Regions from separate parts of the Homo sapiens genome. Here region 2 is linked to region 1. A link is an interaction called in ENCODE POLR2A ChIA-PET data of the cell type or tissue named here. Cell type or tissue: Caco-2. All regions are shown on one strand. Each heading gives the region's core, and the rest is flanking DNA. Links, peaks and the distances in the headings are about the cores only.

Region 1 (2,909 bases), core at 232-2,731:
TTTTTTTGCAGAGACGGGATCTTAGTATGTTGCCTAGGCTGGTCTCAAACTCCTGGACTCAAGCAATTCTCCTGCCTCAGCCTTCCAAAGCACTGGGATTACAGGTGTAAGCTACTGTGCCTGGCACTATTATTATTGTTAAGGCTTCATGCCAGGTACTAGGTGAGGGGAAGGCAAAGATAAATCAGGAATCGATTCTGTTGTCCAAGAGGAGAGAGAACCTAGTACACAAATAATCCTAACAGAAGTTGTGAGTGCTTAGTGTCATAAGAGGAGCCAGAGAGTGTGTTGGGGACTGGGAGAATGACAGAGTCACTTCTAGCTGGGCTGGGGAGGAGGAAAAGTTGCATGGGGTTGAAGGCCCCTGAAGTCCCCATGGAATTCTAGTTCGACTCTGCAAAGAGAAACTTGGCTTGCTAAAATGGGCTTGGAATAAAATGCTGATCGCAACCCCAGAAATCTCCAGGGAAGATCTGGGCAGCTGTCTGGCAGCTCTAAGTGGGCTCCTGTCCCCACTGCCACCCCAGTTCTAGTGGCCATGCATGCAGAGTCCCAAGGCTTCTTCCCGTCCTGTGCCAGCTCTGCCCGCCCACTCACATCTGTGATCTGCAGCTCCTCCTTGTCATCCATGTTGTCCACAGTGGTGACGCCTTGGCTCACCCAGTGGTATTCCTTAGGGTTGGGGACCAGCAGCAAACTCTCTGCCAAGAATAGCAAAGCAGGTTAACCCTTGGTGACATGTGGTTTTCTTCTCTGCCATCTCTAACCTCTCCTCCCTCCCTCCCTCCCTCCCTTCCTTCTTTCCTTCCTTCCTCTTTCTCTCTCTCTCTTTCTTTCAACAGGGTCTGGCTCTGTCACCCAGGCTGGAGTACGGTGGCACAATCATAGCTCACTGCAGCCTTGAACTCCTGGGCTTAAGTGATCTGCCTGCCTCAGCCTCCTGAGTAGCTGAGACCACAGGCACCACCACACCTGGCTAATTTTTGTTACTTATTTATTTTAAAAAAATTTTTTGAGACGGAGTCTTGCTCTGTCACCCAGGCTGGAGTGTGGTGGCGCAATCTCGGCCCACTGCAACCTCTGCCTCCTGGGTTCAAGCGATTCTTGCACCTCAGCCTCCTAAGTAGCTGGGATTACAGGTGCCCACCACCACACCTAGCTAATTTTTGTATTTTCAGTAGAGATGGGGTTTCGCCATGTTGGCCAGGCTGGTTTCGAACTCCTGACTTCAGATGATCTGCCTGCCTCGGCCTCCCAAAGTACTGGGATTACATGTGTGAGCCATTGCGCCCAGCCATTTTTTTAGTTTTTGTAGAGACAGGGTCTTGCTAAATTGCCCAGGCTGGTCTCAAACTCCTGGGCTCAAGCGATCCTCCTGCCTTTGCCTCCCAAAGTGCTGGGATTACAGATATGAGCCACTGCACCTGGCTGGAAATTGCATTTTTATGTGAAGTCTCCCAATTTCAAAATGTTGTTAATTTAAAAGTATACTTTGTCCAAACAAATAAAGCCCACCTGTGGGTGGGGAATGGTACTCAATGCCCTTATTTCTGGCTGGGTTAGGAGGTGTGTGTGTGTAAGACTGAGTCTTCATCCCTCCTCCCACTTTATGTCTGGGCAGGTCTGCCGTGGACAGTTGAGCATGTTGGTGCCTGCACAAGGGCATCCAGTTGAGTGGGTGAGTGTACTCCACTTTCTGAGCTGTGTGCCTGGTGTGGGCTGTGTCTACCAAGAGGAGAGCCTGCTGGGACTGCATGCAAGCACTGGCAGAGCTGATCATGGTCTTGGGCTGATCCCTGTGCTGGTGCCCGAGTATCAGACTCAGAGGCAGCAGGTGGCAGACATAAAGGGTTTAAAGCCTCACATCTCAGTTTTATATCCCAGATTTTGCAGGTACTCAAAGCTTCATCTGTGAAATGGGCCCACAGTGGTCCTCATCTGGCTACTATGAGGATGAGATGTGCAAATAGAACTTTGAGAAAGTTCCCTGTAACACATTCACATGAATTTTCTTTTCTTTTCTTTTTTTTTCTTCAGACAGAGTCTTGTTCTGTTGCCCAGGCTGCAGTGCAATGGAGTGATCTTGGCTCACTGCAACCTCCACCTCCCAGGTTCAACTGATTCTCCTGTGTCAGCCTCCCGAGTAGCTGGGATTACAGGCACCTGCCATCATGCCTGGCTAATTTTTTTGTATTTTGGAGAGACGGGGTTTCACCATGTTGGCCAGGCTGGTCCTGAACTCCTGACCTCAGGTGATCCACCTGCCTCTGCCTCCCAAAGTCCTGGGGTTACAGGCGTGAGCCACCGCACCCAGCCCGATTCACATCACTTTAAACTGAAGACATTATCACAGAACCCTAGGAGTGACATGAGACTCCTTGCACATGGGAAATCTTTGCTTATGGAAAAGAAGAAAAGCAAGGTCAGGGGCAGGTGGATAGACATAAAGGTCTTTACCAACAAGTTCAGGCTTCTTGTTTGAGAGAATCTGGTAGAAGATGTGGTAGCTTCTCTCGGCTGCTTGCTGTGAGATGACACGAGATTTCTCTAAGAGATCTGAAAAAGAAGTGAAGATCCTGGTGAGTACACAGCTGTTTCCCTGGAGTTCAGGGCTCCATACAAAGCAGGAATCTCCTCTCCATAAAGCCCAGAACAGTCACCAGTGGTGAGCCCCACGCTTCGCTCTTCCCAGACACGCAGCCTCCGGGGACCTGACTGCCACGGGGGGAGTCCTGGGAACGGGGCCAGCCTCCTGGGCACCAACAGGCTGCAATCAGAAGGACCTCCCACTTGGCTTGATGCTCCTCTGTTGCTGTTTCAAAATTCCTTTATTATTATTATTATTTTTAGAGACAGGGTCTTGCTGCGTTACCCAGGCTGGAGTGCAGTGGTGTGATTATTTATTTATT
Region 2 (2,909 bases), core at 95-2,594, 64 kb after region 1:
GTAAAGATTGACTCAGCTCTGTCTTTAGGGGCCAGTAGCACTGATCCTTCTCTTTGCGGCATTGGAAGAGGCCTACAAGCTTGCCATCTTGCAAAATAGATGACTGAAATCTCCATTCTAGGGTCACAGTTTAGCATATATGCCTGGTGTTCCATTATTGGAACACTAAGCCTGTGGGAGTTATTTATATCCTACTGCTCATGGTCATTACCAAGGTCTGATTTTTCACACAAAAAAATTTGCAACCTCTGGCATAAATGGGTTAATGTCTCACCAGTTCTGTTCATGGGGAACAGGCTCTTCTTTTGAGGCTTAGAGTCAAGGTTGGTTGATTTGTGGTTATTGATTGAAGAGGACTTCTGGTTTAGGAACTGGGTTCTCGATTTGCCTCAAACAAAAATGAAGAGCAGCCAGAGGACTATGTTCAAAACCTTCATCTGGGAACCGTGGCTCACACCTGTAATCCCAACAATTTGGGAAGCTGAGGCGGGTGGATCACCTGAGGTCAGGAGTTTGAGACCAGCCTGACTAATATGGCGAAATCCTATCTCTACTAAAAATACAGAAACTAGCCAGGCATGGTGGCACGTTCCTGTAGTCCCAGCTACTTGGGAGGCTGAGGCAGGAGAATTGATTGAACCTGGGAGGCGAAGGTTGCAGTGAGCCAAGGTTGCGCCACTGTGCCCCAGCCTGGGCAACAGAGCAAGACTCTGTCTCAAAACTCTTCAAGATGGGAGAAAAATCTGACATGGTTGAACCAATAAAAGACTAGCCATGACCGAGAGAGTTTAAGTAGAGAACACTTAAGATGGCAAGCAGGAAAAGGGCTTAGACATCTTCCTGCTAGCAGCAGGGAGGCTTTGGAGGATTTTGAGGCAAGGGAGTAGAGTGGTCTGATCTTTCAGAAAGGCCCTTCTGGTTGCCTGCCGTAGAATTATATAGCAGAGAGAGGCCGGATGCGGTAGCACTTTGGGAGGCCGAGGTGGGCAGATCACGAGGTCAAGAGATCAAGACCATCCTGGCCAACACGGTGAAACCCCGTCTCCTAAAATTACAAAAATTAGCTGGGTGTGGTGGCACGCACCTGTACTCCCAGCTACTCAGGAGGCTGAGGCAGGAGAATCTCTTGAACCTGGGAGGTGGAGGTTGCAGTGAGCCGAGATTGTGCCACTGTACTCCAGCCTGGTGACAGAGCAAGACTCCATCTCAAAAAAAAAAAAAAAATTGTATAGCAGAGGGAGATGGTGAAGCAGGTGGGTCTGGGACATAGCCATTCTAGACGTGAAAGGGAGACAGCAAGAAGCCAGGATGCCCCTAGGTTTCAGGTTAGATTGTTCAGATGATTGTCTTCCTAGAGAAAGGGGAAAAGTGCAGGAAAAAAAGAAATTGGAGCTTGTGTTGCAGGCATGAAGTTGAGGCGAGTTGGAGACACCATTGCAGCAGAGTCGGATTGACAGATGTACCTTGCTAGGTGACATATGTGTATATGTCACCCAGCCAGGCAAGGTCAGCTGGGGCCAGGGGTCACAAACATGACCTGGCTGGCCGCTTGCTTTGTAAATAGTTTTATCAAGCTGGGCATGGTGGCACGTGTCTGTAGTCCCAGCTACTTGGGAAGGCAAGGCGAGAGGATCGCTTGAGTTTGAGGCTGCAGTGAGCTGTGATTGCACCACTGCACTCCAGCCTGGGTGATGGAGTGAGACCCTGTCTCCCCCCAAAAAAAAAAAAAAAGTTTTACTGGCATGCAGCCACACTCATTTACATACTGTCTGGTCTACAAGGACAGTTGTTGTTGCCACAGAAGCCACAGGCTAAAAATGTTTAAGATCTGGCCCTTTACCGAAAAAGTTTTCAACCCCTGACCTAGAGTGTGAGGAGAGCCTGAGACCCAGTCCTGTGGGCTCTAAGGTTCTAAATTCAGGCAGAGCCTGCCAAAAAGACTAAGTAGAAACAGCTAATTTGGCCATAGAAAACCAGGTTTGGTGTCACAGTTGCCAAGAAGAGCTCTTTCTTTTTTTTCTGCTTTTTTTTCTGCTTTTTTTTTTTTTTGAGACAGAGTCTTGCTCTGTCACCAGGCTGGAGTGCAGTGGTGCAATCTCAGCTCACTGCAACCTCCGCCTCCTGGGTTCAAGCGATTCTTCTGCTTCAGCCTCCCGAGTAGCTGGGATTACAGGCACATGCCACCCCGCCTGGCTAATTTTTGTGTTTTTAGTAGAGACGGGGTTTCACCATCTTGGCCAGGCTGGTCTTGAACCCCTGACCTCATGATCCACCTGCCTCGGCCTCCCAAAGTGTTGGGGTTACAGGTGTGAGCCACCACGCCCAGCCGAGAGCTCCTTCAAAAAGAAAGGGCTGACTACTAACCACAGCTGAGAGGGACAGTAACTTTAGGACCAAGAAGCAGCTGCTGTGTTTGGTGACTTGGAAGGAGCTGATTCCCATCCCTAACCCCAAAGAAGGGTTAGAAACATGACTAGAATGGCCTGAAGAACAACTGGAGGCCAGGCGCTTATGTCTGTAATCCCAGCATTTTGGGAGGCCGAGGCAGGAGGATCCCTTGAGCCCAGGAGTTTGAGACCAGCCTGGGCAACATAGCAAGACTTTCCTCTACAAAAAGCATGTCTAGCCACAGCTACTCAGGAGGCAGAAGTAGGAGGATCACTTGGGCCTGGGAGGTTGAGGCTGTAGTGAGCTATGATCACGGCACTGCACTGCAGCCTGGGCAACAGAGTGAGACCCTGTCTCAACAAACAAACAAAAAACCCCAACAATTGGGAATCTGGGAGGTAGACAGTGAATATAGATGCCTCTCTGAGGGTAGACTCTGAAAGACAGAAGTGTGATGATGGCTGAAAGGGGCAGAAGGGGAGGGGCTGACAGTCCCAGGGTATGTTTCCTTACTGGTGGGA

Evidence for each region. ChIA-PET counts read pairs that join two places held together with the same protein. Peaks named below come from ENCODE experiments on the same cell type or tissue, not always from the same donor. Only the 100,000 strongest peaks of a DNase experiment are listed, where the experiment ranks them.
Region 2: POLR2A ChIA-PET joins it to region 1 with 6 read pairs; 4 of 35 experiments call an interaction of 5 or more read pairs at or near these places.

Annotation. Positions count from the first base shown.
Region 1 is chr7:99,253,374-99,256,282 of GRCh38, reverse strand. It overlaps a transcript of MYH16 not described here. Among named protein-coding and RNA genes, the nearest start is that of MYH16, 18 kb to the left of the region's middle. In Caco-2, for the core only: no CTCF peak of the experiment used is centred there; no DNase peak of the experiment used is centred there.
Region 2 is chr7:99,189,476-99,192,384 of GRCh38, reverse strand. The region is part of intron 6 of KPNA7 (karyopherin subunit alpha 7); the gene reads left to right. Among named protein-coding and RNA genes, the nearest start is that of KPNA7, 17 kb to the left of the region's middle. RefSeq lists a silencer at 1,385-1,679. In Caco-2, for the core only: no CTCF peak of the experiment used is centred there; a DNase peak (open chromatin) is centred at 1,546.